Regions from separate parts of the Homo sapiens genome. Here region 1 is linked to region 2. Evidence: chromatin contacts called from ENCODE Hi-C or POLR2A ChIA-PET data. All regions are on one chromosome and are shown on one strand. The core of a region is the stretch at or near the end of the contact, and the rest is flanking DNA. Distances in the headings are between cores, read along the strand shown. Region 1 has its middle 16 kb from the start of DNASE1. Region 2 holds the start of OR1F1 (olfactory receptor family 1 subfamily F member 1).

What was found. Hi-C counts contacts between places; a loop is a spot of excess contacts on that map. ChIA-PET counts read pairs that join two places held with the same protein, here RNA polymerase II (POLR2A). Pooled maps may share reads with other maps.
Region 1: a loop to region 2 is called in a pooled map, with 2.5 times the contacts of the local background. The contact joins the enhancer-like site here to the promoter of OR1F1 in region 2. A Hi-C loop is called at or near these places in 1 of 37 single-sample maps with no recorded cell type and 2 of 50 pooled maps. POLR2A ChIA-PET finds 5 or more read pairs at or near these places in 2 of 52 experiments (PC-9 and WTC11).

What each region holds. Positions count from the first base shown.
Region 1 is chr16:3,636,203-3,640,607 of GRCh38, reverse strand. It overlaps a transcript of DNASE1 not described here. Among named protein-coding and RNA genes, the nearest start is that of DNASE1, 16 kb to the left of the region's middle. RefSeq lists enhancers at 1-56, 2,949-2,998. Within about 2 kb of position 2,912, at least 9 of the 41 ENCODE cell types and tissues checked have a DNase peak (open chromatin) inside an H3K27ac peak, as active enhancers do.
Region 2 is chr16:3,186,203-3,190,792 of GRCh38, reverse strand. OR1F1 (olfactory receptor family 1 subfamily F member 1) reads right to left here and starts at 2,589. Exons shown (of 4, transcript NM_001370640.6): 1 at 2,314-2,589; 2 at 995-1,044. TRP-TGG3-5 (tRNA-Pro (anticodon TGG) 3-5) reads right to left here and starts at 2,699; the gene lies at 2,628-2,699. It overlaps TRP-AGG2-8 (tRNA-Pro (anticodon AGG) 2-8), which reads right to left and starts at 1,159; the gene lies at 1,088-1,159. RefSeq lists a silencer at 1,031-1,190.

The sequences.
Region 1 (4,405 bases), core at 1,663-4,162, 450 kb before region 2:
TTATATACTCATGTAGGATGCAGCAACAGGGAACCCTGAACACCTGGAAAACTGGACAACATACTTTTGCCTTCAGTTGGTGGAAAACAGTGCAGGACAGTGATTCCAAGATAAGGGAGACAAGAGAGCACATCCTATGACTGCACCAATTACAGCCAGGAGGCGGGTTCCAGGCTGCAGCGCAGGCAGGGAAACTCAGCCGGAACCTGCAGTCTTTCTGAGTTGGGAAGACAGAGTTCAGAGCTCAGGGAGGCCAAGGCTGCTGCTATTTGCAGGGCAGAGTCCTGGGGAGGAGGCAGCTGCAGAGGCAGAGCCAGGATCTGCAGAGGGTCTCCTGGAGTCTTTAGCTGAAAACAGATCTGTGCCTGGGTGAGAAAAACTATATGAGAAGGCCCAGGAAAGACTCCTGAGGAAGTAGCAAACAAAACAATCCCCAGAGTTCACACAGGGAATATTTTGTGTTCCCACAAGCCACCGTGGAGAGATCTCCTAATTCGTGGGGTATTGGGTAGACTCCGCAGAAGGCCATCACCCTTAGTAATAGAGCTAAGTCAACTGCAGACTAAAGCAGCACTGGACCCACTGAAAAGTTCAGAAGTCTCTAAAGGATCGCTGCTTCCAAGGGACTTAACTGCATTCCAGACCCAAACCCAACATTATTCAAAGGAATTCAACAAAATTCACCAGCCAATAATTTATTTCATTTTTTGCAGAGACAGGGTCTCACTATGTTGCCCAGGCTGGTCTTGAACTCCTGAGCTCAAATGATCCACCTGCCTCAGCCTCCCAAAGTGCTGGGATTACAGGCATGAGCCACCACACCGGGCCTGGCCAACAATTTGAAATTCACAATATTCAGCATCCAATTTAAAAAATAACCGGGCCTATCAGTCAGGGTCCCACCAGGGGACAGAAACCACATGGTAGCTTAAACAAGGGAAGTTTAGCATAAGAATTATTAACTATTTACAGGGAGTTGACTAAGAGGGAACAAAAGAGAAATCCACAGAACATCCTAGAGTAAAGGGAGGTAACTAAGGGAAGGATTCAGACCTAGGAGAGGGTGTGATCAAAAGCACGCACTAGATGATGACGTCGACTGGGCTGTCCCAGGACAGAACTGAGGGCCAAGAACCACGTGCGAGGACGCTAACACAGTGAGCTGGAAGGCTGCTTGAGGAGTGCTGGAAAGCCGGGGGGTTGGTGTGGGGGTGCTGTTGAACTCACCAGAAAGCTGCCAGGCGGCTAGCTGGGGTGCTATGGGACCTGCCTGAAAGCTGCCTGAGCACCCTATATGTCCCACATACCAGCTCATGTCACAGACAGCTGTAAGCAAAGCACAAAGAACCAAGAAATGCCCTTTCCTCTCAACGCTTTCCACTGACAAAGACCAGCATGGGGCAAGGGAGAAATGTTCCAGTATCACAAGTGGCAATGAAGGGTGGATTTAGAGTTGAGACGCAATAAACTGATAACTGCTATAACAGACATGCAAGAAAGAGAGGAAAATATGACCTATAACCATACACAGTCAATAGAAACTGACCTAGAAACGACAGAGATAAAGGAACTAGCAGACAAGGACAATAGTTCGGCATATATTTAAGAAGGTAAAGGGAAACATGAGCATGATGAGAACACGGAAGATATAGAAAGATCCAAATGGAACTTCCAGAGACAGTAAAAACAAAACCTGAAATGAAAAGATGCACTGGATGGGATTAACACCAAATAAACACTGAAAGAGAAAAGATCCATGAATTTGAAGACATAGCAATTGAAACTACTCAAATAAGGCAGAGAGAAAAAATTATTGGACACTATCAAGCTGTCTAATGTGCACATAATTGGAAGTCCTAGAAGAAAAACAAAGAGGAGACAGAAATATTTGAAGAAATAAGCAAAATTTCCCAAATATGATGAAAACTGTCAATTCACACATCCAAGAAAGTCAATAAAACCCAAACAGAGGCCGGGCGTGGTGGCTCACGCCTGTAATCCCAGCACTTTGGGAGGCCGAGGCAGGCGGATCACGAGGTCAGGAGAACAAGACCATCCTGGCTAACACGGTGAAACACCGTCTCTACTAAAAAATACAAAAAATTAGCTGAGTGTGGTGGCGGGCGCCTGTAGTCCCAGCTACTCGGGAGGCTGAGGCAGGAGAATGGCGTGAACCCTGGAGGCGGAGCTTGCAGTGAGCCAAGATTGCGCCACTGTACTCCAGCCTGGGCAATGGAGCGAGACTCCGCCTCAAAAAAAAGAAAAACCCAAACAAAATAAACCTGAAGAAGACTGCACCAAGACACATCATAATCAAGTTGTAGAAAACCAGTGTTAAATTAAAAAGTCTTAAAAGCAGTTAAGCTAAAAAGCATATTATGTACTGATAAATATAGGTAAGAATGACATGATACTTCTGCTGTAAGCGGAAAGACAAAGAAGTAACATCTTTAAAGTACTGGGAAAAACACACACACACACACACACACACACACACACACACTCACAAAAACTGGTCAACTGGAATTATTTTTATCTACCAAAAATATCATTAAAAAATGAAGGCAAAGGACTTTCATTCTTCAGTGAGGCATGTCAGGAGCTTAGAAGTTGTCACTACCATCCTTACAAGAAACAACACTGAACTGGCAAACAACCCCTTTTAGCTGCATCAGAGAACTGAAGTTACAGGGCAAATGACTGCCCCCGACACAGGAGACATGTCAACAGGGTGAACTGGAGCTTACCTGAGCAGGAGCCCAGGAGTGGAAACGAGGGTAGGAAAATTTACACAGCAATTCATGAACTGCTGGAGACTCAATGTGGACTTTACCTCCATGAGCCCTACCAGACTCTCACAGTCAAGATCAGAGAAAGATCCTCTCATACTTCTGGCGGGGGAGGGGGAAAGCAGCCATGTGGACTATGTCTAGAGCTTCCTGTTCTTAACAAGGCCTGTCCTCAAAGGAAACTATTTTACAAGAGCCTAACTTAATTAGGTTTTATAAGATCCTCATCAGCCTAAGGGAAAGGTTGACCCAACTTAAGCACCCCTAAGCCTTCCACAGGCAGGAAAGAAAGGGCCTAACTCCAGCCCCCTCTCCCTTCCTGTTTCACCTAAGGAGGCAAAAACCCCAAACTGAGAAGTGCTGGTAAAAGTCACAGGCCAGGGGCACAGGCTCACAAAAAGACTGAGACCTAGTCACAGGACTTAGGACACTTCCCCTCCTTCCCACCACATAAATAGGGCTCCTATATAATAACAAGAGAATAGAACGGAAAAACCTGCATATCTCAGACTTTATTTAAGAAGTCTCTACGGAAACCCAAGGAAGGAAAAACAGACCCAGGAGGAAATTTTAGTTCTGACACCTATAGTTACAGCAAACAGCAGACAGAGCCTAACGCCTAGCCAGATAAACTAAAAAACTCACACCAAAGGCTGATTTTCCTCAGTTACTTCCTTTTCTTTTCTTTTTTTTTTGAGATGGAGTCTCATTCTGTCACCCAGGCAGGAGTGCACTGGCTCAATCTCTACTGACTGCAACCTCTGCCTCCTGGGTTCAAGCGATTCTCCTGCCTCAGCCTCCCAAGTAGCTGGGATTACAGGCGCCTGCCACCATGCCCAGCTAACTTTTGTATTTTTAGTAGAGACAGGCTTTCGCCATGTTGATCAGGCTGGTCTCGAACTCCTGACCTCAAGTGATCAGCCTGCGTTGGCCTCCCGAAGTGCTGGGATTACAGGCATGAGCCACTGTGCCTGGCCTGTTTTTTTTTCTTTTTTTCCCCAGACAGAGTCTCACTCTGTTGCCCAGGCTGGAGTACTGTGGCATGATCTTGGCTCACTGCAACCTGCACCTCCCGGGTTCAAGCAATTCTCGTGCCTCAGCCTCCTGAGTAGCTGGGATTACGGGCGTGTGCCACCATGCCCAGTTAGTTTTTCTATTTTTAGTAGAGACGGGGTCTCTACGTTGCCCAGGCTGGTCTTGAACTCCTGGGCTCAAGCGATCCTCCCCGCTCAGCCTCCCAAAGTGTTGGGATTACAGGCGTGAGCCACCATGCCCGGCCTCCTCAGTTCCTTTTAACAAGTACATCAAGTCCGGTTTTCAACAAAAAAATTACAAGGCATACTACGATTAAAAAGCAGACTTTGAAGAGATATAGCAAGCATCAAACCCAGACTCAGAAATAGCAGAGATGTTAGAATTATCACAGCTAACAACTCTGATTTAAAACAACTATGATTAATATGCTAAGGGCTCTAATGGAAAAAGTAGATGATATGCTAAAACAGATGGGTAATTTCAGCAGAGATAAAGACTCAAAGAATCAAAAGGAAATGCTAGAAACAAAAAAAACTAAGAAAAGTGAAGAATGCCTTTGATGGATTCATCGATTAGATACA
Region 2 (4,590 bases), core at 1,340-3,839:
TTCATGATACCTTGTTTTGCGGTCTTTTTTTTTTTTTTTTTTTAGATAGAGTCTTACCTTGTCACCCAGGCTGGAGTGCACTGGCGCCATTTCAGCTCACTGCAACCCCCATCTCCGGGGTTCAAGCGATTCTCCTGCCTCATCCTTCCTAGTACCTGGGATTACAGGCGCCCGCCACCATGACCGACTAATTTTTGTATTTTCAGTAGAGACAGGGTTTTACCATGTTGGCCAGGATGGTCTCAATCTCCTGACATCAGGTGATTAACCTGCCTCAGCCTCCCAAAGTGCTGGGATTGCAGGCGTGAGCCCTGCCTCCCTGCCTCCTTGTGCTGGGTCCATTTTCCTTGTAAATTTCTTTGATTCTTGATTCATAGCACGTTCTCAAACCCAGCGTCCCAAACAAAAATGAAGTCCCTGCCAATAGAATCTGTCCTCAGAGTAGACCAGAGGAGGCCCCAGTCCTGGTGGGCGCTGGGACTCAGGACGGGGTACCCGGGTTCCAGGGTTCAGTCCGTACTCCTTCCAAAACCAGGACAGGGGAGCAGAGGAGCCCCAAGAGGCTACACGCAGGTGAGGAGTGACGGGATGTGGGGAGGGAGAGGTCTCTGGACCCCAGACGCAAACACCCATAGCCTATCTCCACTGCTCGAGTGCCTGGCTCACTCTCTCATTAAGACTGCGACTGCTAGAACCGGGGATAGTGGGTGGGAGTCCCAGGCTGGACCTTTTAAGGCGTCTGACTGTGAAGATTCGGCTCTTATTGTATATAGGGACTTGTCTCTTCTTCGGTGCCTCGAGTTTGCACTGCCAGAAGTAACAAAAAACAAAACAAAACAAAACAAAAACCACCAAAAACCAAACAAACGACAAAAAAAATAGCTTGTCAAAAGGGCTCTGGCAACACTGGTGACAGGACTCTAGATGAATTTTAAGAAGAGGTAGTGGGATAGTAGGCGGCGTCAACATAGCTTGAGACCTTTGTACAAATTACCTTTGCAGGGCGTCCACGTCCTGCGCTGAGGTCTGTAAGTCGAGCCGAATCTAAAAAAGAGCAGGAAACGACTTTTACCCTGCACCAAAAGCCGGGCTCGTCCGGGATTTGAACCCGGGACCTCTCGCACCCTAAGCGAGAATCATACCCCTAGACCAACGAGCCACACGATTTACGCATTAAGGTTATCTTTGTGGGCGTCCTAGCATCCTGGGGGCGGCTGGGGCGGACCCAGCAGGACCCAGTGAGTAGAATCTTATTTCAGACCCGCCTGGAAGGGGCAATTTCAAGTGAGGATGGGTGTGGCGGAAGCCCAGAGCCCCGGCCCCTCCTCCGCGACGCACAAAATGGGGAGCAGCCCTGGCGCTACCACAATCCAGAAGGGCCCTGGGTCCTCGCCCGCCACCGCCACTCGGCCTTGAGTTGGGGATTCGGCGTCTCCGAGGCGCGCAGTGAGGAGCTCCAGCTTCCGCAGGACATGGGAACCTCCCAATAGCAGGCAGCGGCTGCGCTGAGGGTCTGCGAGCCTCGATCACTGCAAGCTCGCCTTGGAAACGCTGCAGTCCCTCAGCGTGGCACCAATGGGTGTTCAATAAAGGCCTGACGGAGTGCACGAGACACCAGCTACCAGGCACCCTACCTCGCCGCACCTCACGCTTCTCCGGCTCCGGTCCTCCCTTCTCCCCAGGGAAGCCAAAACCCAGAAAGCGAGTTTCCCACGTGGGCCTCGAACCCTAAAGGCTGACGCTGAGAGTCTCTTTTCTCCATCGACTGAACCAGCCCCGCAGCGCCTGCCTGGCCTCAAGTGCCCAGGATGGCTGAGCTCTCGGAGAAGACGGCTTAGGCCACCAACTACGCTGCGCACCAGGGGCGATTCTGCGATGCGCCCCCTTGCCCTTCACTGGGGGGAGCTGGCGGGACCTCCAGTCCCCAGGACGTGAGGAGGAGCAAGAATGAAGGCCGTGGGGCAGCAGGCGTCGGGCATCGGTTCCGGGGCACCCTTTACTGTCACTCTGCCCTTCCCTGTATCCAGATTTCACCTGACTCCCGAGAATCCAGCAGATCTGGGCTAAAAGGGGCTCCCTGTCCCCTCCAGATCAAAGCCGCGAATTCCCTCGCTCTCAGTGGGAAGGCCCCGGGGTCTGGGGGTGGGGACAAGGGCCGAGACCCCCACCCCGCCAGGGCCGACTGAAGTGCTGCCCGCGGATGCCCGGTCTTCCCCGCCTCCCTCCTCTCACTCACTCCCCTCCCTTCTCCCCCGCTTCCGGTATTCTCCCCTTCTCCGAATAAACTGGAATTTTAAGCGGAGGAGGGCTCACCTGGGACTGGAGCAGCCATACTCTGGAATCCTAGAAAAAATTTATGCCCCTGTAGCGACCAATGAGCCCGGCGCATTCTTCCTTATTCTAAATAACCTCCTCCTGCTGCACGGGGTCGTCTCCTTTAACCGCAGTTGCCGCAGTTGGCAGCGCTGGATCCCATTTCACCAAGGCGAGCGATTCAGGCCCGTCCGTCTGCGTCCCGGGACCCCGGGAGGTCTCCACTGAGGCCCTGCCAATAGCAGCCTCCCTCCGCCTTCCTAGTCTCCTGTCCTTGCTGAAAATGCGAAATGGGAAAAAAGAGAAGGAAAAGGGGGCTCGTCCGGGATTTGAACCCGGGACCTCTCGCACCCAAAGCGAGAATCATACCCCTAGACCAACGAGCCGCCGCTTCCTTTTTTCTTTTTTCTTTTTTTTTTTTTTTTTTTCCTTTTTCTGGTGGGGGACACGTCCTTCCGTCCCTGACGCAGAGCGAGACTCTCTCCATCGCCCCAATAGCTCAGTCCTTAGCGCGCGCACCTGCGAATCTTGACTTGTGGGTTCGCGGCCACCCTCAGATTTCCGAGGCAGGCTTTACTCCTGCTGGGTAAACCAACAAGGTTACCCGCTGAGGTTATGAGCTGGTGGTTTCAATGTCGTGCTGGTATGATATATAGGTGCATTTGCCTATTACTAAGGTAAAAGGATTTCCAGGCAGGATAGAGATGTCAGAAATCATAAAGGAAATACACAGATTTTATCCAAGGTTTTAAAACGGCAAATGATAATCCAAAGAAAATACAATCGAAGTTACAAACTAAGGGCTTATTACTGGGCTACATAGATTTCGAATCCTTTAAAAAATTACATAGGCATATTTTTAAAAGACATTTAAGAAAAGAAATGAAGATCTATGACAAAAAAGGCTTCGTCTTCCTCACCTGGGACTATGGAGCATAAACGCTGCTTGCCGCAGCCTCTCTGGCTGGCAAGTGTAGCCTCGGGCTGGCCCTAAGGGCCATAGGTGGAAAACAACTGAGCCTTGAAGTGGAGACTGGAGAAAAAGAGATTGTCCTAGAGCTTGCATGGGAAGAGTTTCGGGACCCAGAAACTGGAAACATTGGATTTCCGTGACAAAGTTTGCCAAGTAGCAGTACATGGTGCAATGGGTGTGTCTGGAGGCTGGCGTGAGGCGTAAAAGGCAGCTGGGCCCGCTGCTTCAGTGACTTCCTTGAGACTCAAAGGAAGCCAAGGAGAACCCTGTCTACTCACCTGCAGGCATCTCTCCCGGTGTCTTATGTATTGTCTGCTCTGGAAGTCACAGAAAAGTGAAGGAGGCTGGGCGCGGTACCTCCCGCCGGTATTCCCAGCACTTTGGGAGGCCAAGGCGGGTGATCACTTGAAGCCAGGAATGCGAAACCAGCCTGGCCAACATGCCAGACCGCTGTCTCTACTAAAAATACAAAAATCAGCCTGGTATGGTGGCGCGTGCCTGTAGTCCCAGCTACTCAGGAAGCTGAGGCACGAGAATCGCTTGAACCCGGGAGATGGAGTTTAGAGTGAGCCCAGACTGCGCCACTGCCCTTCAGCCTGACAGGGTGAGACCCTGTCTAAAAAAAAAGAAAGAAAGAAAAAAAAAAAGGAAACAGAATAGAGTCCAACTGCTCATTCTCGTCAGTTACTGAATAGGGACTAGACTCTGCTGGTTTCCATGAACTAACTCATGCTGTTTTCTTTCTTTCTTTTTTTGAGACGGAGTTTTGCTCTTTTTCCCCGGGCTGGAGTGCAATGGGGTGATCTTGGCTCACCGCAACCTCTGCCTCCTGGGTTCAAGAGATTCTCCTGCCTCAGCCTCCCAAGTAGTTGGGATTACAGGCGTGTGCCACCATGCCAGGCTAATTGTTGTATTTTTAGTAGAGACGGGGTTTCTCTGTTTTGGTCAGGCTGGTGTCAAACTCCTGACCTCAGGTGATCCGCCTGCCTCAGCCTCCCAAAGTGCTGGGATTACAGGCGTGAGCCATTGCACCCAGCCTCATGTTGTTTTCAGCAGATGCACGAGGAGTACACCATTATCTTCATGTCTACAGATGACACAACTGGAGCCCTGGAAAGGTTAAGGAATTAGTTCAAGTTCACACAGCCAGGAAGTGCCCTGGAAAGTCTGGCTAGAGAACCACGTAAACAGCTGTCTTTGCACACCAACAGGTAATTCACAGAAAAAGGAAAGCAAACACACACACACATACACACACACACACAGATGGCCAATAAACATGAAAAACCACTCACCTCACTAGC